Regions from separate parts of the Homo sapiens genome. Here region 1 is linked to region 2. A link is an interaction called in ENCODE POLR2A ChIA-PET data of the cell type or tissue named here. Cell type or tissue: OCI-LY7. All regions are shown on one strand. Links, peaks and the distances in the headings refer to the core of each region. The heading gives the core; the rest is flanking DNA. Region 1 overlaps LINC03066 (long intergenic non-protein coding RNA 3066). Region 2 overlaps DUSP22 (dual specificity phosphatase 22).

Region 1 (10,654 bases), core at 4,608-8,607, 130 kb before region 2:
TAAGTCACACATCAAAACCTTCCTGCCATGTGTTTATAGGATTTTATATTTTGATTATGGAAGTTAAAAGTGTAGTGATCCAGTTAACATTTTATTTCTTCCAGAAAACTTAAGGCTTTAACTCTGTCAAAATATGTGCATTATGAAAGGTTCATATCCCCCAATATCTGCATCCTTAGAAATAAGAGCTTAGCCACTGTTGTATAGATTAACTTTGGCAGTGCCAGCCCTTTATTTGTATATGGAGCACAGGAGCCTGAATTAGCTGGCATTTTATTTCCTTACTAAGTCAATAAACACTTTTTTTTTTTTGAGACGGGGTCTCACTCTGTCGCCCAGGCTGGAGTGCAGTGGTGCGATCTCGGCTCACTGCAAGCTCCGCCTCCTGGGTTCACGCCATTCTCCTGCCTCAGCCTCCCGAGTAGCTGGGACTACAGGCACCTGCCACTGCGCCCGGCTACTTTTTTTTGTATGTTTTTTTTAGTAGAGATGGGGTTTCACCATATTAGCCAGGATGCTCTTGAACTCCTGACCTCATGATCCGCCCGCCTCGGCCTCCCAAAGTGCTGGGATTACAGGCGTGAGCCACCGCGCTGGGCCTAAACACTTATTTTTTAACACTATTGTCCCAGGCACTGTACTAGGTGCCAAGAAAACAAAAATGAACACAGAAAAAATATATACTCAAGTTATTCATGGTCTAGAGAAAAAGACAGACGTACGTGAATTCTTAGGCAATATGTGCCTGATACATCAACACACATAAGCGTGTGATAAACCACAGGGAGACTTGGGAAGGCTTCACGAAGGAGGGTGCCTGAGAGCTGAGGGCTCCATCCGAATTTCAGCCTCCAGGTGGTTCCCCGACTCCTTTCCCCACAGCTCTGGGCTGGAGTTGACAGATGGGTCGGTCAGCTAGCGTGGGCGAGACCATAGTCTCCACCTCACTGTCCAGTGGCCAGGGACCCGCTAGAGGGAGCCAGATGATTGTGGGAGAAGCAGGCCTTGCCACAGCCTCTTTGGTGTGGTGAGAAAATGTTTCTGTTTTAACAAAGTTGTACCCAACTCCTAAGCGTCACACATATAATCCTGCAGATCCGAATCCTACCAATCAGCAGGCACGGGTTCATCTCTACATCAGCTTCCCTTATTTGATGTACGGATGAACCCCACACTTGCTAATAGTACCTGAGTGTGGGCAACACTTCCAGATCTTTCCATAAAATTCAGCACAAGGGCCCTCATGGGTAAGGTGGCTTCCTCATTTGAATACAGATTCTCACATTGACATGGCCCTACCTCTGAGGATGACTTTTGAAGGACACAACAAGCCTCTGAGGCCTGTCACTGAATTCCTGTTATTTCAGAACACAGGGTTTTTGTGTGTGTCTTCTTCCTCCCCTGCCATGTTTCAGGGAAAGGGAATTCAACGTAAAGGGGCCCTTTGCAAAACATACCTTGCAGATGGACCCATCAGAACTGCCTAGGTCTTCCATTTGGGGGCCGGTTCCCAGGCTGACAGATCTGTGACTCTGTAAATGAGTAAGAACCTGAATGTGTCACAGAAAATTCTTCCTGGTCCATAGACTGAATGAAGCAAATGTGAGGTGTGGTTGATCATCATGAAGTTTCTAAGAGTAAAAGAGAGAAAGCAAAAAAGTACATCTTGTTCTCTTCAGCTCAGTGGCTGGATTTAAATTCAGTCTCCACATAAAACTTCAGAAACGGCCCCTGCCCTAGGACAATGGCCAAAATAACAAATAGCTGAAAATCTCCTTTCACTCTGAAGGCCAGTCCTTTCCCCCTGGGCAGCCCCCTCTCCTTCGGAGTGGGGAGGCAAACCTCCCGGTTGGACTGGAACTCCCGGGGCGTTCAACAGCAACGGGGCGGCCTGCTCCCACTTGCTTTGTCCCCAGGGTTTCAACCCTCTCAACAGTTTCTTCTCGTTGCTTCTGTGACTGTTTTTTTTGTTTTTTTTTCTGCCCTGTCCTACCTCTGTGACTGTTTTCTGCCACCTTTGTTAATCCTTCCCCTTGCCAGCTCCAATTTTAAGTGTCCCCTGAGACTGGTAACTCACTGCTTTGTGCCAGGAGGTTCCTTGGCTCCAATCAGGGGTTCCTGACAACTCCCACATTCCAAGCTGGACCCCTCCTCAGCAGGTCCCACCCCACACAAGCTCTCTTCTTCAAACCGGCTGGCTTCCCCAGCCCCTAGCCCTCTGAGGCCATCACCCTTTCATAGGCATCTGTGTGTGTTTGTCAGAGCTGTAAAGAACCACAAACCAGGGGGCCTAAGATCTCGGAAACTTTATACTTTCACGGTTCTGGAGGCAAGAAGTTTGCGAGCAAGGTGCTGGCGGAGTTGGAGCCTCTGAGGGCTTCTAGTGGTTTGCTAGCCATCTTTGTGTTTGCCATCTCTGCCTTCATCTTCACATGTTCTCCGTGTGTGTCCATGTCTCCAAATTTCTCCTTTCCGTAAGGACACCAGTCATATTGGATTAAGGCCCACCCTAACGCTTCATTTTTACTTGATTACTTCTGTAAAGACACTGTCTCCAAATAAGGTCACATTTTCAAGAACTGCTTTGAACTTCAACATAGAAACTTTCTTTTTCGAGGAAAAGAGAATCAGGATTCAACCCAGAACAACACCCAAGCAAGAAGCCTGAGACAGAGCTTTGTGTCTTCCTGCTCCCTAATGCCAGCCTTAGCCAAGCCTCCCTGTATCTCCCACGCCCACTCCCCAGCCTGCACCTTCACCTCCAGGGGGCCTCTGTCTACTGACCTGTCTTTCCCCAGCCAATCCTCTGCAAAGTGCTGCAGTCCCCAAACCATAAAGAACCAGTTTTGTTACATTGCTATGGTTGCTCAAGGACAGACATTGGCTCCCTAGCACTGTGGAAGGCAAGTCAGAAGCCTCTGCCTCCCCTGAACCCCTCCCGTCCTACCTGGGAGGGAACCACACTCAGGAGCTAGACAGTTCTCAGGAGCCTCATGGCAACTGCTCACATCTGAGTCCCAGCTGGAGTTCAACCTAAGTCTCCCTTCTTCAGTGACACCCTCCTGATGCTTAACTGTGCTTTCTTAGAGCTTTACCAGCGCTGCAACAGAGGCCTGATAGCTCTGTGCTTAGTGATTTTGCTGTCTCGTGCCTCGGGGCTGTGACTGGGCTTCCCTGTGTCCTGGTCCTCGCCCAGCACACGACTGAGATGGACAGGAGGTTAATACATGAGCGTTGAATCAGCGGAAGATCTGGGGACCAACTCAATGATTACAGAGTGAATGATGGTGCCAAGGCCAGGGCTCTGAACCCGCAGGGAACTTGCTCACTGTTTGTTTGTGTGGCTGCACCCTGCCTCCCCCTTCCTTGGGGGTCTGAGATGCCACAATCACCTTCTCTGGTTCACTAGAACAGAAAAGGGGCCCAGAAGCCCCCATGACATCACACACCCCCCTCATGCCCTGAGGCCCAAAGTTCTTTTCAGAGAAGTGTTGTGTTGTTGAGCTCCACCTCCACAGGAGTGATTGAGCTCTTCAGGGAGGGCTGGGGGCAGCCATCAGGTGCCTGGGTGTGTTTGGTCATGATCCCTGGATAGGGACCCACCTGTGCCTCCCCACCCAACAAGGGAATGATTCATTGTCTCAAAGTGCCGCGGGAGGGCAAGGACTTAGCCCCAGCCAGAGTGCAGTGTGGTGTGAAAACTGGCTCAGGAGCACCATAACCTATGAGCTTCCTGATTTCCTTTAGCAATGGAAGGTCATTGGCCAAAGGGTGACCTCAAGGTCAGAGGTTGTTGTCTGTACAAGTACCGTCTGCAGCAGCCTCAGACAGAGGCCATTTCTGCTTGGACACCTGCAGCCCTTGGTGGCCCAGAGATGCTGCCTTGAAGTGAAAATGCAAAGCGATTTGAAGTCCCCAGAAGACAGAGGGGTGCTGGCCTCACTTGGCTCATAATGAAGCCCCGGATTGCGTGCTGGGGCTGGAGAAGCCACAGGAGCTGTTGCCGCTGGGGCCTGGGCAGAGGGCAGCAGGAAGGTACAGGGCTGTCCCTGCATGAGGAACTCACCGAGACCTGTACTTGTGTGACGGATGGTTCATACAAGTATTGAAGGTCCACATCACCAGCATCGGCCAGCTCAAAGACCAGCATGGGTGGAGGACCAGCCTCCAGCCAGTCAGCTCCAGGAGACACGCCTGGCCAGGACCAGCTACAGGATTTGCAGGCCCCATTGCAAGATGAAAATGAGGGATCCATGGTTCAAAAATGACTAAGAATGTCAATCCAGTGACAGCAGAGCAAGCGTGGGCCCTTCTGAGTGCAGGGACAGCCTGGGTGTCACCCCACGAAGCCAGCCCCAGACCCCACATGTGGAGGAACTCACTGCTCAACCTAAACCGTCTGCTGAGGGAGGCCCAGTCACACCCGGGCTTTCCCGCAGCCTCTTCCAGTGGGATTCCCACAACACCCTTCCTCCCGGAAGCGCCCTGCCTTCCTCTGGAAAGGGGCCTGGGATGTTCCCTTAGAATAACCTATCGAGTGAGCATTTGGCAAATGGGCTCTGTATTTGTGTTATATGGAACAATAAAAATGTTCTTGGGAAGAAACTTGAACTCCAGAGCTCACCTCCTGCTTGAAACAAGTGACGTCTCCTGCAGCTAAGTAAGTGAGAGTCATGTGGGGTTGGGAGCCAGCGCTTTGAGGCCAGGACAGGGGCTGGGAGAAAAGTGGCCCAGGCCGGGTGCCATGGCTCACGCCTGTAATCCCAGCACTCTGGGAGGCCAAGGCAGGCGGATAACGAGGTCAGGAGATCAAGACCATCCTGGCCAACATGGTGAAACCCCGTCTCTACTAAAAATACAAAAATTAGCTGGGCATGGTGGCACATGCCTGTAATCCCAGCTACTTGGGAGGCTGAGGCAGAAGAATAGCTTGAAGCAGGGAGTCGGAGGTTGCAGTGATCCAAGATCGTGCCACTGCACTCCAGCCTGCGTGACAGCAAGACTCTGTCAGGGAAAATAAAAAAAAAAAAGTGGCCCAATGAGCACAGGTCCGCAGCTGAACACAAGGAAGTAGGATTCAGAGAAAGACAGGGGAAGTGAGTTTGCTAGGAGGAAGAAAAGACAGACCTCAGGACCCAAGGACTCAAGGTGAGCATCAATCTCACTGTTCTCGGTAGGGTGGGATGGTGGTGGTCACATAGAATGGGGGGGAACTCGACAATCACTGGGAGACAGTGCTGACCAAATGAACCAATGAACTGTGTAGCCAAGGAACACTACTGTGTGTGTGTATGTGTGTGTCACGTGTGTGTCATGTGTATGTGTGTGTTGTGTGTATGTGTCGTGTGTATGTGTGTCACGTGTGTGTCGTGTGTGTATGTGTGTCATGTGTGTATGTGTGTGTCGTGTGTGTGTGTACAGAATCTGATGCTTTTATAATGAAGGATGGCTGAAGACTAGGAGAGATGGTGGCAGGATGGCATCAGGGTTGTTTGCTCTGGTTTTAGAGCCAGGCTGCTTAACTCAAGTCTGAGCATAGTCATTTTCTAGCTGGGTGACCTTGGCAAAATTCTGGGCCTTGGTTTCTTCATCTGTAATATGGGAATAGTAGTAATAGCCATATTTTAGGGTTGTGTGTGAGGATTAAATGAATTAATACATGTGCTTTGGTGCCTGGAATGTACTAAATACTCCAGAGATATCACCAATGATGATTTGTTAAGCCGTAGTTACTGCAGGACCTGAATCCTGAGACACATGACTGTCTGAGAGCTCTGGGGGTGGAAGGATTACACAACTGTGCTGGTAATTGCTACCTTTTGAGTGTTAAGTGTGCACCTTGGGGCATTCCCACTGACAAGGGACTCCCACGCACAGAGTCCATTTCCCTAGAACGTTATAATCAGTCTTCCAGATCCTTGGCCACTCAGAGGAGCACCTCGCACGTTTCAAAAGGTAACTTCCTGAATACACATCTGCTGGGTTTTCCTTCCTCCAGCTCTTCTCTGTTTCATTTTTCTCATCTTACTTTAAGCCTCTTGAGCAGATTAACAAGGCTGAGAAAATTCCCCCGGTCCTTTTTAGCTGCAACATGATTCAGCATACTTCTGATCATCCTCTTAGGCTGATATGTGGGTTTTCTTGACATTTTTAGGGACCTAGTTTGATGTGTTTGTCCTGTGAGACTCACTGTGACACCGGAAATAGACCCTGTGATTAACTACAGTGTTGTGCTTTTTTTTTTTTTCTAAAGCCACAGTCATATTACCGGGTATGTGTCATTTATCAGATATTTTTGGGGTACTATGTTGCACCTTATTATCTAAAAGCCAGGATTCAGAGGATGTATAACTCTCATAAGAACAGTGAGTTGGATACTGAGAGAAGATGTTCAAGATCAGAAAGCAACTCAGAGATAAAATTGAGATTTGATTTCCTAAATTCTAACGTACTTAATTTCACAAAAGAACAAAATACCAGCAAATACACAACTGCCCAGCGACTTTGTTGTAGTGAAATTAAAACCCACAGATGGTCGGGCGCGATGGCTCATGCCTGTAATCCCAGCACTTTGGGAGGCCGAGGCAGGTGGATCACATGAGGTCAGGAGTTTAAGACCAGCCTAATCAATATGGCGAAACCCCATCTCTACTAAAAATATAAAAATTAGCCAGGCGTGGTGACGCACACATGTAATCCCAGCTACTCGGGAGGCTGAGGCAGGAGAATTGCTTGAACCTGGGAGGCAGAGGTTGCAGTGAACTGAGATCGTGCCACTGCACTCCCGCCTGGGTGACAGAGCGAGACTCTGTCTCAAAAAAAAAAAAAAACACCCACAGATTACCAGAACCACACTCTTGCTCTGTGATGTGTGGGGCAGATGCATAGCTGAGCCTTTCTCGGATGGCTGGCGTGGGAGGAGAAGCGATCCACTGGCCCTGGATAATGGTTGATGGTGCTTTGTTTTGTGTATTGCTTCCTTCTATAAGGGCGGTCAGGGTCTCAATGGGAAAGAGGAACAAGGAACGTTAGAGAGATAATCGTTCCTAGAAACACGAAGAGGGGCCGAGAATTAGAGGACAAGAAGGAATGAATGTCAATGTTGTTAGGGACAATTAGGAAATGTCATACTATCTGCAAATACCGGATGTCTGAAATATTTTAGCAAAACTGAAATAAATAGATTAGAAGAATAAAGTTGGAGGACGCATGCTGCCTGATTTCAAGGATGACTATAAAGCTACAGTAAAAAAGACCATGTGGTATTCACCTAAACATAGACAAATAGATCAGTGGGTTAGAAAAGAGTCCAGAAACAGCCCATACCAATATGGTGTATTGACTTTTAGCGCAGGTGCATAAACAATTTGATGGAGAAAGGGGAGTCTGTTCAGCAGATGGTGCTGGGCAATTGTAGATCCACATGCAAAAGGAGATGAACTCAGCAGGTACCTCATACCTGATACCAAAGATAATTCAAGCTGGATTACAGACCTAAAGATACAATATAAACTACAGAGCTGGAGAAGAAAACATCGCAGCTGTTAGGAATGGGTATTTGTCTTTGTAGTGTTCCATTCATATCAAATCATGTCATGCTGTATAAGTTGTGTCTGTAACCAGCTTTTTGCCACTTAGCATTGCATTTTTCCAGGTCGTTAATGTTCCTCCTGCCCCTTCACTGATGCTGACTGTGCCAGGCCATCCTCTGAGCTCTGATCTAGAGGAGCGCTGTAAGGCAGAGGCTGCATAAAGAACCTGGCCTCCATGAGTAGGAATCCAGAAACACACTTGGCAGTCCAGCCCATCTCTCCCATGGGGTGGCCTTGGGATAAAGAGCATGGGCCCTTCTGCAGTGACAAAACTCAGAACTGTTGGAAAGTCATGGACCTCACAGAATCCTGAAAACAAAAAGAGAGCTGTGCTTCATGAGTCACCTCTGACTTCAAGAGGAGCTGTCTTTTCCCTTGGCCCCATTGCACGTGTTTTCCAGAACCACAACACCCTGCGATGTCTGTATCTGTGCCTGTCACTGTCTTATTTAAGAAAACCCCAAACCACATGAATTGTGATAAACAAAAGTATTTTGAATTCCACCCTTTAGGCTTATTATGACATAAAAAATCATGCCCTGGATGTAAGTGGGCTGACACTGCTGAATTCATGATAGGAAATGGTCATCTGACTTCCTTCTGGAGGAGAGGCCTGAGAGGGAGGGAGTGCTTTGACCGGAGTCCAGGGAGCACTGAGATATATTTAGCCTCTCATAAGCATGGGCTGCCAAGGTTAAGTCAGACCAGTTCTACTCCTCTGTGTGTCCTAGGACATCACTTGATCTATATTTCCTGTCTCAGTTTATCCTGAATGTAAGATTTACTCCAAGAGGGCAGGAGCTGGGCCACATCTGTTTCATTTTCATTTTCTTCTGTATTCCAAATATCAAGCACAATGCCTGGCATCCCACAGGCATGAAATAAAAATGTATTGAATGTCAGTGAATGAATGAATAATGTATGGATAGATGGATGGATAAAATGGAAGGGTGAATAGGTAGATTGGTGGGTGGATGAATGGATTGGTGGATGGTTGGATGGATGGATGGATGGATGGATGGATGGATGGATGGATATGATATATGGATGAATAAGATCGGTGGATGGATGGGAGAATGGATGGATGAATGCATGGATGGATGGATGGATGCATGGGAGGATAGATGGATGAATACATGGATGAATGCATGGATGGATGGATGCATGGGAGGATAGATGGATGAATACATGGATTGATGGACAAATGGATGGATGGATAGATGGAAGGGTGGATGGGTGAATGGGTAGATGGACGGATGATTGGATGGGTGGATGGATGTGAGGATGGATAAGATGAGATGAGATGGTATGACTTTTTGTTGGTTCTGTAGTTCAATTAGTTCAATTAGGGTGCTTTTTTTTTTTTGAGACGGAGTCCCGCTCTGTTGCCCAGGTTAGAGTGCAGTGGCACGATCTCAACTCACTGCAAACTCCATCTCCCAGGTTCCAGTGATTCTCCTGTCTCAGCCTCTTGAGTAGCTGGGACTACAGGTGCCTACCACCACACCTGGCTAATTTTTGTATTTTTAACAGAGACGGGGTTTCACCATGTTGGCCAGACTGGTCTCGAGCTCCTGACCAAAGGTGATCTGCCTGCCTCAGCTTCCCAAAGTGCTGGGATTACAAGCATGAACGACTGTGCCTGGCCTTGGTGTTTTATTGAAGCGATGAACTCAGGTTTTTTTCTCACACATTCCACACATCAGGCTTCTGTTTAGACGATGTTTGATCTTAGTCATGAGAAGAACCAGGTAATGGGCCCTCCTCTTATTTATCTTTATTCTTTGTAAAACCCCCAAAGTTGCTCATTAACAACAACAACAACAAAAAGAAAACCCAAAAACATACTCAAAAAACCCTGCAGGGGCCTCCATCTTGGTGGGATTCATCTACCAAGCAATCTGCATTTGTCCATCAGGGTCACACATAAATGTCCTTGGGCCAGGGTCTGGCATGGGCCTCCCACATTTGAGCCCCGACAGGATGTGATTCCATCCCCCCTGCAAGGCTCCAGCACCCATTTACCCCAGGGGCCTAGTGAGCAGCCTTCTTCCTCACAAACGAGCCTGTGGGCCTGTCCCCTTGCATAGCTGCGGGTTTGCTCTTTTTCTCACATAGAGAAAAATATATAAAGAATGAAAGCCAAAGAAAGTAAGCTGTAGGGTCATTTCATGATAAATGAGATAGGGCTCCTTTTGAGCTTTTTAGAAAGTTGAAGGGCAGATACATTGGCTCATGCTTGTAATCCCAGCACTTTGAGAGGCCAAGGCGGGTGGATTACCTGAGGTCAGGAATTTAAGACCAGCCTGGCCAACATGGTGAAACCCTGTGTCTACTAAAAATATAACACTTAGCCAGGCATGGTGGCAGGTGCCTGTAATCTCAGCTACTCAGGAGGCTGAGGCAGGAGAATCACTTGAACCGGGGAGGTGGAGGTTGTAGTGAGCCGAGATTGCACTATTGCACTCCAGCCTGGGCAACAAGAACAAAACTGTGTCTCAAAAACAAAAAAGAAAAAAGAAAGAAAGTTGAGACCATGCAGAACTCTCGTTACCATCTGGGCGTTTCCAGCGTCGAAGGATCCGGCACTATCAGAACTCTCGTTACCATCTGGGCGTTTCCAGCGTTGAAGGATCCCGCATTATCAGCCATGAACACTTAAGACATGCCTGGTTTTAGTTCAACTCAATAAAAGTTTCTTGAGGGCCGAATGTGGAGACGCCATGAATTCTTGCTTAAAGGGAGTTTGCCATTTAGACAAAGAGAAATAAGGGTGGGACTGGAGGAGAACACAGGCAGAATACAGTCAGGAGGCGAGGTGAGCCCTAGTCCAGGAGGAGGGGTCCTCGGCCTCTGCTTCCAGGTGGAGTACATCCAGCAGCCCCTGAAGCTCATCTCTCTAGAAAGGGGGAAGTTCAAAACATGGAAAAGGTAATGGTATCACACAGAACTCACAAACATGTGTCAGAAATTGTTAATATAATGAATTGGAATGGCCTACAAAAAAAAAATTTCAGGGAGGATGTTAAGTGGCAATTTCAAGTATTTGAAACTCAGTTACA
Region 2 (10,654 bases), core at 4,406-8,405:
GTTCTAGTTAGTCTCAGCTCTTCTGAGTGCAGTCCTTGGGGTTCCCTGCAGGGGCGCCTCAGGGTACTCTGGCCCCAGTGTAGAGCTTGAGTTTTGCTTCCCCCAAGCTGAGATTTTGCAGCTTCTCATTCACAGATTCCAACCCAAGAAGACCCTCGTGTTTGGCTGTTTTAGGTGCTGTGGACACTGGAAAGGGGAGACTAGGTGACGTGAATAGCAAGTCTGAAATGCTTTCAGAGGAGATGCAATTCTGTAAGGCGTTTGAAAGAGAAGACAGGCTTAGGTTGGTAGAAACAACCAAGGAGAATATCCGTGGAGAGCATCCACGGAGGGAAAGAGTGTTTCTTGTTCCGGGTCGGGACAGCACCGTGTGTGGCTGGCTGACTAGCAGAAAGCTTAAGCATCATGGTGGTGGTGGTGATGGAAGAGGACATCTAGTCCAGGGAGATTCCGTGGGTTATGGCTGCTTGGTGGGGCGGGGGGGGGCCTTCGAGTCTGCAATAGGAAGTTTGAATGGGAAGTTAAAGGGGGTAGGTTGGTTAAGACCCAAAGCCGGGTTAAAGGGCTCTCTGGGCACCATTGTTGTTTTTAGCCATAAGAAAATGCGCCCTAGTTTACCAAAGACTGGTTTAAGCAAATCTGCTGTTTTCAGGTGCTCTGAATAATCATTGCCTGCTAGGCAATGCAGGTGGACCTTGTGTTTGCCCACACCTGCAAGGGAAGTGCTCCAATCTTATTTTAAAACTCTGAGAGTGAAGCAATAGCACCTAGCTAGTTTCATCACCTTATTACAGGCTGTGAACAAGCTCTGTCCATGCTTTTAAAAATGTGTTCCCCTCTGTGTGGCCAGACTCCCTGGGATGTTTTAAAGGCGTGTGTGCATGTGTGTGTGTGTGTGTGTGTGTTGAGGTGGACAGTATCAAACCCTAGGTTTGAATTGAGAAGTTATTTCCCTCCTTTCAGTTATCACCGCAGCTACTGCCAGCGTCAAGTTTCAGCATTCATCACTGAGCAGGGGCATCGCCAGCTAGCTCTGGCCTTCTTTTCCCATGGGAAAGCAAATGAAATGCATGGTGAAAGTTCTGGGCGTGGGAACGAAGTAGGTGCATCTGAAATCTGAGTTAGAGCTTCTTTCTCTTGAGGTCCAACTTTTTGTTCTCAGGTTTTTCCCCGGCTAGTGGGGGTTAATCCACAAGGCCCTTGGCTCCTTCCGTGAGAGGTGCAGCCACTATCAGTGCAAGGAGAGGACGCGGGGAAGTGGCTCTTAGGGCGTCCCTTTGCCATCTTAGGATGGCTGTATAGGCACAGATTTCCCTGTCAGTTTGTAACTCTGGGGTGAACAGAGCAGAGCTCAGACCTTGGCTTGAGACTCCTACTCTTGGAAATTATTCCTAAGCAGAGGAGTTCAAGGATCATTTCAGCTGTGCTGACCTGGGAGGAGGCAGAGCCTCGCCGGGGTAGAATAGGTACAAATCAAATATATCTATTTTATGAAATACCTTGTTCCAGGAGATCAGCCCCGCAGCACCCAAGTGGAAGCAGTTCGAAGTCTCCTTTACATGATTGTCAGTGAGAGCAGATGGAGAGTGCAATTAAATTGCACTATGGAATGGCTCCACCCTATGCCCTGAAGAAGAAAAGATCTCATAACTAGCAAAGGAAGATAACATTTCCAAGTGTTTTTGGTTTTTGGCTTCCTGGTTTTTAAAAACTGTTCCTTTAAGCTGAGGTTTCCTGCCTTTTCTGATGGAAACCTCTGCAGCTGCTCCTACTTCAGCAGTGGGCTTGCAGCCGCATGGCTACCCCAGTGAGTGTCCTCTAGCCTCCTTGGTGGCCGGAGCACTCTCTTCCCCTGTGCTTCCACATGTGGGCTCTGACCGAGGTGACCTAGGGCCTCCTTCTGTGCCATGCTAGCAGCGGCAGGCGTGGAGAGGGTGGAGGGCTTGGAGGAGTGCCGCCCTTCCTGGGGAGGCCTGGGAGCAGTGACCCGCTCATCCTTAATCAGAGCAAGGAACACGCTCTCCCACCCACACCTGCTGCCGCGAACCTCAGGCAGTGAGTGCCGCGGAGCACAGGAATGCAGCACGTCTCTAATATTAACTTGCTGCATAACAGAGGGGTGTCCCTCCTGGTGTTGAGGAGAAACAGAAGAGCCGCTGTTCTCATTTCTCTCCACTCTCCCACCCCGTGGACGTTCTTTCTGCCCTGAGCTCCCGTGGCACTCACCACGTCCAGCCTTTGCGTGTCTTGAGCCTCAGCCCTGCCCATGCAGAACTGGCCAGCCCTGGAGGGCAGCACCCTGCTCTGGGTCAGTGTTTGCCTCTTTCTCAAAACAGCTTCTAGAGTATGATCCCAGAGGGAGGATGTGGTGTTCGGCTGGAGGGATCATCCGTGCTGTTTAGAAAGGGCTTCCTAGATGCTGCAGATTGTGTCCAAGCCTGAAGACAAGCGGCAGTCTACAAAGCCTGTAACCCATCTGCAGCTGAGGGACCCATTCCATCACCAGCGAGGGGCTCCGAGAGCTCACTGGCTTAGCCAACTGCAAAACAGGCACAGTGTTCCCAGCAGCGCTTCGTGCCTCCCTAAGGAGGGAGCTGTGTTTAAGGCAGGCTGCCGCATCCTGCCGGGAAGGGGAGGCTGGCTCAGGGAGATAGGTACAGCACACAGCTTGAAGAGCAGTGTGGCCCTCTCCCTGCTGGTGCCTGGAGAGTCATCTGCCCTGGGCTTCCGCATCCTCGTGTGTGCAGTGCTGTACCTGCTGGTGCCTAGAGAGTCATCTGCCCTGGGCTTCTGCGTCCTGGTGTGTGCAGTGCTGTATCTGCTGGTGCCTGGAGAGTCATCTGCCCTGGGCTTCCGCGTCCTGGTGTGTGCAGTGCTATATCTGCTGGTGCCTGGAGAGTCATCTGCCCTGGGCTTCCGCGTCCTGGTGTGTGCAATGCTGTATCTGCGGGTGCCTGGAGAGTCATCTGCCCTGGGCTTCTGCATCCTGGTGTGTGCAGTGCTGTATCTGCTGGTGCCTGGAGTCATCTGCCCTGGGCTTCTGCGTCCTGGTGTGTGCAGTGCTGTACCTGCTGGTGCCTGGAGAGTCATCTGCCCTGGGCTTCCGTATCCTGGTGTGTGCAGTGCTGTATCTGCTGGTGCCTGGAGAGTCATCTGCCCTGGGCTTCCGCGTCCTGGTGTGTGCAATGCTGTATCTGCGGGTGCCTGGAGAGTCATCTGCCCTGGGCTTCTGCATCCTGGTGTGTGCAATGCTGTATCTGCTGGTGCCTGGAGTCATCTGCCCTGGGCTTCTGCATCCTCGTGTGTGCAGTGCTGTACCTGCTGGTGCCTGGAGTCATCTGCCCTGGGCTTCCGCATCCTCGTGTGTGCAGTGCTGTACCTGCTGGTGCCTGGAGAGTCATCTGCCCTGGGCTTCTGCGTTCTGGTGTGTGCAGTGCTGTATCTGCTGGTGCCTGGAGAGTCATCTGCCCTGGGCTTCCGCGTCCTGGTGTGTGCAATGCTGTATCTGCTGGTGTCTGGAGTCATCTTCCCTGGGCTTCTGCGTCCTGGTGTGTGCAGTGCTGTATCTGCTGGTGCCTGGAGAGTCATCTGCGCTGGGCTTCTGCGTCCTGGTGTGTGCAATGCTGTATCTGCTGGTGCCTGGAGAGTCATCTGCCCTGGGCTTCTGCGTTCTGGTGTGTGCAGTGCTGTATCTGCTGGTGCCTGGAGAGTCATCTGCCCTGGGCTTCCCCGTCCTGGTGTGTGCAATGCTGTATCTGCTGGTGCCTGGAGAGTCGTCTTCCCTCGGCTTCTGTGTCCTGGTGTGTGCAGTGCTGTATCTGCTGGTGCCTGGAGAGTCATCTGCCCTGGGCTTCTGCGTCCTGGTGTGTGCAATGCTGTATCTGCTGGTGCCTGGAGTCATCTTCCCTGGGCTTCTGCGTCCTGGTGTGTGCAGTGCTGTATCTGCTGGTGTCTGGAGAGTCATCTGCCCTGGGCTTCTGCGTTCTGGTGTGTGCAGTGCTGTATCTGCTGGTGCCTGGAGTCATCTGCCCTGGGCTTCCGCGTCCTGGTGTGTGCAGTGCTGTATCTGCTGGTGCCTGGAGTCATCTGCCCTGGGCTTCTGCGTCCTGGTGTCTGCAATGCTGTATCTGCGGGTGCCTGGAGAGTCATCTGCCCTGGGCTTCCGCGTCCTGGTGTGTGCAGTGCTGTATCTGCTGGTGCCTGGAGAGTCATCTGCCCTGGGCTTCTGCGTCCTGGTGTGTGCAGTGCTGTATCTGCTGGTAATTATGCAGATGGGATTGCCCTTGAGGGAGAGTCACTGGCAAATCCTGTCTACTACCATTTATTGAGCATCTACTGTGTTCTGGCACTGCACTTAGTATTTTTCACATGTCACATTGACTTTCCTTGTTTAAAGTCCTGTGTTCAAGGGAAATCCTTCTGTCCCTCTCTGCATCAGAGCAAAGGAGAATTGAGCACAGCTGCAGATTAAGAATGCTGCAATTCTAAGAAGGTGGTGTGCTGTATCAGATGTCATTTAAATGGAGAAGACAAATGGGATGTGCAAAACAAGCTGTCACCATCAGAATGACTTTGTGCAATGGGACTGTCTAGACCGAGGCTTGGCACGCTTTGGCTGTCAAGGCCCAGGGAATATTTGGGGCTTTGGGGACTTCTGCTGCAGCTACTGTAGCCTCCACCATGAGGTGAGGGGCCACAGACAATACGTGAATCAGTGGGCACAGCTGTGCCCCGTGAACATGGGCCCTAGTTCACCCACCCTGGGCTTCGCTGTTGGGCAGCAGGAGCATTACTGAGAGGAAACTAAGAGCTTCCAGGAGCCCAGCCAGGTCTGAATCTTGGGGCTGGGTAGCCCCCAGTTTAATGCAGCCCCAGAAATGCCCAGCATCTTTGCCTTGTCTTTGCCTGTCATGGTTTTCTGTGTGGGAGCGTGCACTCACCACGTCCAGCAGAGCCCCATTTACAGCTGGAGGAGAGTGAAGGTGGAGGCCGGCCCGCACTGGACGGTGACTCCAGGGCTACCTGCAGGTGCCGTGGCCAGCCTGGGAGCAGTGCTGTCAGGGCGCATTGGGTTGGTGGCCACATGTTTAAAATTCTGAAATGGCATGTCCCTCCTCATGCATTCCTTTCTTCATTTGGAACCGTTTACAGGAGAGAGGTGCCAGGAGACTGATAGATGATGACCACAGCCGTGGGAGTTCGAGGAATCTGGGGTCTAGTGAGAGAGACTGGCCCTTCACACGCAGTGCCAGTCCTCTGTGCCAGGGCCATGCGCCTGTGTGCTGCTGGTGGTGTGGGGGCCCAGCGTGGGGCTGAAGTCTGCTAAGGGGGAGGCCGAGGAGGTGAGGGAAGGCTCCACAGAGAGCCTGGTGGGTATGTCAGGGAGGTTTTACTGAGAAGAGCCACGCAGAAAGCCTATTCCAGAGAGAGAAAACCACAGGGACTTGGCAGGATGGCCGGGAGCAGGGAAGCACAGAACATGTGGGGAGACTAACAGCAGCCCAGGGTTGCTGGAGTTTGAGGAGCGAGGGGTGGTAGGAGGGAGAGATCATGGATGTGAGGTCAGGAAGGGGGTTGTGGACAGATGCTGAAGCACTGTGAAAATGGGTCTTCTCTACTTTGCAGACAGAGAGGAGCCACTGAATATTTTTCAGCAGCTGAGATGTGTGATCAGATAATGTTTGTAAGAGATAAATTTTTCCCTGGTGATACGTACAGAGAACACTCCTAGAATATCTGCTGCTGATTTCTAAGCAGCAGCTTTCACTCATGGCAGTTTTTTGAGATGGGTTGTTCAGGCTTCACCTTCATTAAGTAATACCACGGAATGCCTTGGTCCCAAGTGACTGCTGAAACTGGCCCAGTTTTCATGAGTCACAATTGTGTACATCAGCAAGTCCTGCAGCTGAACTGAAAGCACCCGGTAGGGCTTTCAGTGGTGAGACGGAGCTAGAGTGAATCTCCCTCACTGCCTTCCCATAACCCAGCCCGTACTGGCTGGAGGAAATCCAACATTCTGACCGTGCCCACTTTAGCCTTGCACTGAAATATCTTGAACAAAAATAAGCTTTTGAGTTCTCATCTGTTGATCTGACAAGTCAAATGCATGTCGGTTTTTGACTAACCTGAAAGAAGTCACAGGTGTTGGAGGTTTCTCATTTGCATGTTGTCTCACAGTATCAAACCAGAGGCTAAATCTTGTCTCTCCACTCTGACCTCCTGCTCCCTCCCCGCCCCATCAGTACCACAGAGTTCTTGGAAGTTATTATTTGTAGTACGGTTTCCTAAATTTAGCTGATGCAGGAAGAATCAGTGGCAAATGGGTGCTTTAAGAAAATACATCTTCAGTTTAGAACCTGGACTTAAAACATGAATAATGCAGCCTAACTAATGGAGCATATTTATCTGCCGTGGCGGCTTTCTGCAGTAATTTATTTGGGACTTTTGCTGTGATGCAAACAAAAAAGAGAGGAGAGGTCTTGTCTGCTGGACCTTGCCTATTTTTTGTGTTGACTTCCAGTACTTAGTCCATAGGCATACGTAAGTTTTTCCAGGTGTAATCTTCCTTGGGATGGGATTTCGAATTCTGCTTTTTCCCTTTAACCTTACATAATTTCTACAAATGTTATGGGCTATGTGAAAGTCATACCTGGAGGAGAAATAATCAAAATGCATGTGCCACGCACCGAGCTGGGCTGCCACACACGTAAATGAGCATTCTCTTATGCTTTCTGTGGAATAAAGACACCTTGCAAAGAGGAGACAGCTCATCAAACCTGCAGGGTGCCTCAAAAAGCAATTTCAGGTTCCTGATTGCCATCTCCTGGGTCTACGATCTTCAAGAGTGTGGCCAGACGGTTTTCACAGTTTGCTTGCTGTCAGGTTTATATGAAAGTGCAGCAGTCAGATTCATAGAGATAGAAAGGTGAAAGGTGGTTGTCAAGGGCTGCGAGGAATGAGGAGTTATTACTTAATAGGTGCAGAGTTTTACTTTAGGAGAATGAAAAAGTCCTGGAGACGGGTGAGGTGATGGCTGCACAACAGTGTGAATGTACTTAAGGCCACTGAACTGTACGCCTTAAATGGTTACGATGGTAAATCTTTGCTTTTTTTTGAGACAGAGTCTCGCTATATCCCAGACTGGAGTGCAGTGGTGTGATCTCGGCTCACTGCAACCTCCACCTCCTGGGTTCAAGCGATTCTCCTGCCTCAGCCTCCTGAGTAGCTGGGATTACAAGTGCATGCCACCACGCCTGGCTAATTTTTGTATTTTTTAGTAGAGACGGGGTTTTACCATGTTGGCCAGGCTGGTCTCGAACTCCTGACCTCGTGGCTCACCTGCCTTGCCCTCCCAAAGTGCTGGGATTGCAGGCATGAGCCACCATGCCCAGCCTACGATGATAAATCTTATGTGTATTTTACCACAAAATAGTATAGAGAGAGGCTGTCTCCAATGAGAGAGTCTTCTGCTGTGTGTGTTTCTCATCATAGTGTTACAAGCTGTGACCTTGCTTCTGATCAGGGGAGGAGTGGTTCAAATTTAAATTTGGCTTTTAATTCTTTTTTTTTTTTTCAGGGTCAGGCTTCTGGGAATGTGGTGAAAGTCGCTCTTGAGAGTTCGCTGGCTGGTTTCGCTCAGTTGTTAATTGTGGTGGAGGGTCAGTGTGAATACAGAGTGTGTGTACAGGGGCCACACAGGCCGGTGAAGCAGGGCACCCGGCACCTCCCTCATGGGACTCATTTTCAAATAACAGACACCATTGCTGGAGGAGGACCCCCCTGGGCTCACCATACCGTCACTGCTGCCGCACAGGCTGAGATGAGAAACCGGGGCTTCTAGTGGTGACATGTTTATTAGCAGCCAAAATGACGTTTCCATTGCGTGGTTTCCTGATCCTGGCCCTTAGGAACTTGCTCTCCCCCTCCTTGTGTTTTGAAGAGGCTCCTGCAGGGATCCAGTTCTGTCCTGTAACTGGTTTCTGTTGGCTTTGAGAGGAGAGAGACATGGCTTCTGAAGGGTTTATCTTCCTTGTGCAAAGCAGAATGTCAGCTGGGCTCTTGAGAAGACTCTCCTTCTTACAACGCCTCAGAAAGAAAAGAACAGTGAATGTTAGAAATCATGCTTGAAACAAGCGAGAGTTTGATCTCTTTCTTTACCAGTCGTGAAATCAGAACCTTGGCCCTGCTTTTCAGGGACCTGCCTCCGTATCGTTTTAAGTGTAATCTTTAGTTTCAGGCCCAAAGAAAGGTAAAAACCTTACTTTTGGTGGTTACTATACTTGTTGAAACAGAAAACTGAAAAGTATTTAGAACTTTTGAGAAGATGGACTCAGGCAGCTCTAAGCTCTGGTTTGAAGAGCCGCTGGAAAACCTTCTGAACTTTCTTCTCCTCCAAGTGACGTCTGTTGTTTCTTTCAAAACCTAAACACAAAACCTTCACTAGAAAGCTGTCCTTAGCAGATCCCCCATCTCTCCTGCCTCTTTGCAGCATCTTCCAAATTTTTACATCACGTGGTTTTATACCGGTTGTTCTATACTAATTGTTTTATACATGCTGCTTGGCGTTAGTAATATACGGTGTACACCTGGTCCCCTCAACACAGGTAGAGACTGTTCCTTACTTCTTCCCCCTTTTCCTCTCCTGGTACTCACTTCGTCATGTTACGCCACTTAAAATGCCATCATCGCTGCTCTTTCTTTGTCCTCATAGAAATCATGACGGTCTTGAAGCAAACACAGAGCCCATTTTTCTTAACTGAGCTTGTTTTTGTATTTCAGTGTACTCGAGATTGAAGCACCGTAACTTGACGTTTAATAGCCTCATAAAACTGTGATGTTAATTGGCTTTCCACCAATCCACTGTTTTGGAACATCGTGGAAAGTGCTGAATTCTTATTTATTTAGTGAGACTTTTATTGCTACAGGAAGACAACCCATTTTATCTTTACTTTTTCAAATATTAGAGGTAGTATGAGGGAGTGAATACCTTACAGCAAACACTGTACTAATGGAAACATTGCTGTTATCTTCATTACTTACAAATTTTTCAGATTGTTCTAGAATTTTTATTGCTTTTTTTTTAACCTCCAAGTTTGTTATACTTTCCATAATTTATCTAAACTTATCCTGTCCTTTATTTCTATTTCTGTAAACTTCAAAACCGGAGAGTGGTCCTGTCTTGAGGACCTATTTGGTGAAACCATCTATTCCACATCACATTAAAACATTTGCAGAACTTATTCATTAGTACTAGGATACTTTTAAGTGGGCCAGCTTTCTTGTGGCACTGGGGGACTCATGCTGCTTTCTGAATTAGTAATTAACTGTCATGAATTGTACACATGTGCAGGTATCTGAAGCTGTTCTAAGGTAACTCAAATTCTGTAGTCTGTGGCTTGGGAGAGACTTTTCATGCTTTGTTAATAACTAAACCAAGATAAATAGATGTTCTTAGGTGGCGAGCAGCTGAACCTTTTTGACAGTTTTGACTCCTTCCTTGACTGAGTTTGCATATTCTTATTGTGGATCACGCCGACTGGCTCTCAGCTGCGTCCTGTTGCAGTGGCCAGGAGGGACGCTGGTGTCCCTTGAGCATGTGTGGGTGGCTTGCTGTTTGCATGGTGTGGGCTGAAGCCCAGCTCTCGTTTCGTGGTCACTGGCACAAATGATGGTGCTTTACAGTATTTTTCTTTCCTTGCACTCATCTGGCAGTGTGATCTTTGTGTTCATTGTTCTCATCCTCTGTCTCATCACTCTGCAGACATTTCAGTGAGTGCCTGCTGTGTGCCGGGCACCCTTGCAGGGAAGCTTGTTATCATTGCTGTTGTCATTCTGTCTTCAACAGAATATAATCTTGACTCAGGTTTTCTATTTTTATCTGTCCTGCCTTAGCAGCAGGTGGTCCCCAAATTGTGGTTGGGAGCCATTTTGTTCCTCTTCAGAGGATTCACAGATGGGAGGCTGCAGCTCCACACGCCCACCCCAGCGACTGTGGGCAGGGGCCAGCATGGCCAAGAGCTGCCTCCTCATCCTGGTGGTTCCCAGATGGAGAGATAGCCTTTGCCGTCTTCCTGTGGGTAGATTCTCGTGCCCACCTGACAAGGTGCTCCTGCCTCATGGGACCAGCCTGAGTTGGTCCTTTTGCTCATCGGGTGCCACAAAGGGGAACACAACCACACATGGAGACTGCCCATAGGAAGCACAATACTGTCCAGTCCCACGGCTGGTATTTATAGCCAGCAAAGAGCTATTCAGCAGACCCTCTGTCCATTCTCTTCCTGTCCTTCTTTTTTTTTTTTTTTCTTTCCTCTTGATATATAGACTAGGCTGATTTTAGATTCTGCTGGAATAAAGTGGCTGTCAGTCAACATCTGGGGGACGCCGGCATTTCCATCTCGTCTTAAGCTTCCTTGCCAGATGGAAGTCGCTGACACTGAAGATGGCACTAGAAGGGAAGGTGGGAACTTGAGGCTCCTTCTGGTCTGTCTGGAGGTGCTGGTCTCCAAGGAGCGTGGAGGGAGAGTGTGGGAGGAAAGGATTTCACAAGCTTCTGGACTGATCGACTGCCAACTCTCACTTAAGAGTAAAAGGAAAGAAGTGAATGAGTCATTTCAATGGTGGCTGCAGGAGGTGATCAATGTATGTGCATCTATAC

What was found. ChIA-PET counts read pairs that join two places held together with the same protein. Peaks named below come from ENCODE experiments on the same cell type or tissue, not always from the same donor. Only the 100,000 strongest peaks of a DNase experiment are listed, where the experiment ranks them.
Region 1: POLR2A ChIA-PET joins it to region 2 with 5 read pairs; 4 of 35 experiments call an interaction of 5 or more read pairs at or near these places.

The regions. Positions count from the first base shown.
Region 1 is chr6:188,019-198,672 of GRCh38, forward strand. It overlaps LINC03066 (long intergenic non-protein coding RNA 3066), which reads right to left. Exons shown (of 8, transcript NR_126020.1): 2 at 10,147-10,491; 3 at 1,458-1,631. Among named protein-coding and RNA genes, the nearest start is that of LINC03066, 12 kb to the right of the region's middle. RefSeq lists enhancers at 1,291-1,350, 5,947-6,016. In OCI-LY7, for the core only: no CTCF peak of the experiment used is centred there; a DNase peak (open chromatin) is centred at 6,193; H3K4me3 peaks cover 878 bases; H3K27ac peaks cover 1,525 bases.
Region 2 is chr6:322,359-333,012 of GRCh38, forward strand. All of the region lies in intron 3 of DUSP22 (dual specificity phosphatase 22), which reads left to right. Among named protein-coding and RNA genes, the nearest start is that of DUSP22, 35 kb to the left of the region's middle. RefSeq lists enhancers at 977-1,186, 1,697-2,508, 6,366-6,425, 7,185-8,384, 9,211-9,320 and 2 more. In OCI-LY7, for the core only: a CTCF peak has its summit at 7,889; DNase peaks (open chromatin) are centred at 5,983, 6,803 and 7,863; H3K4me3 peaks cover 2,318 bases; H3K27ac peaks cover 4,000 bases.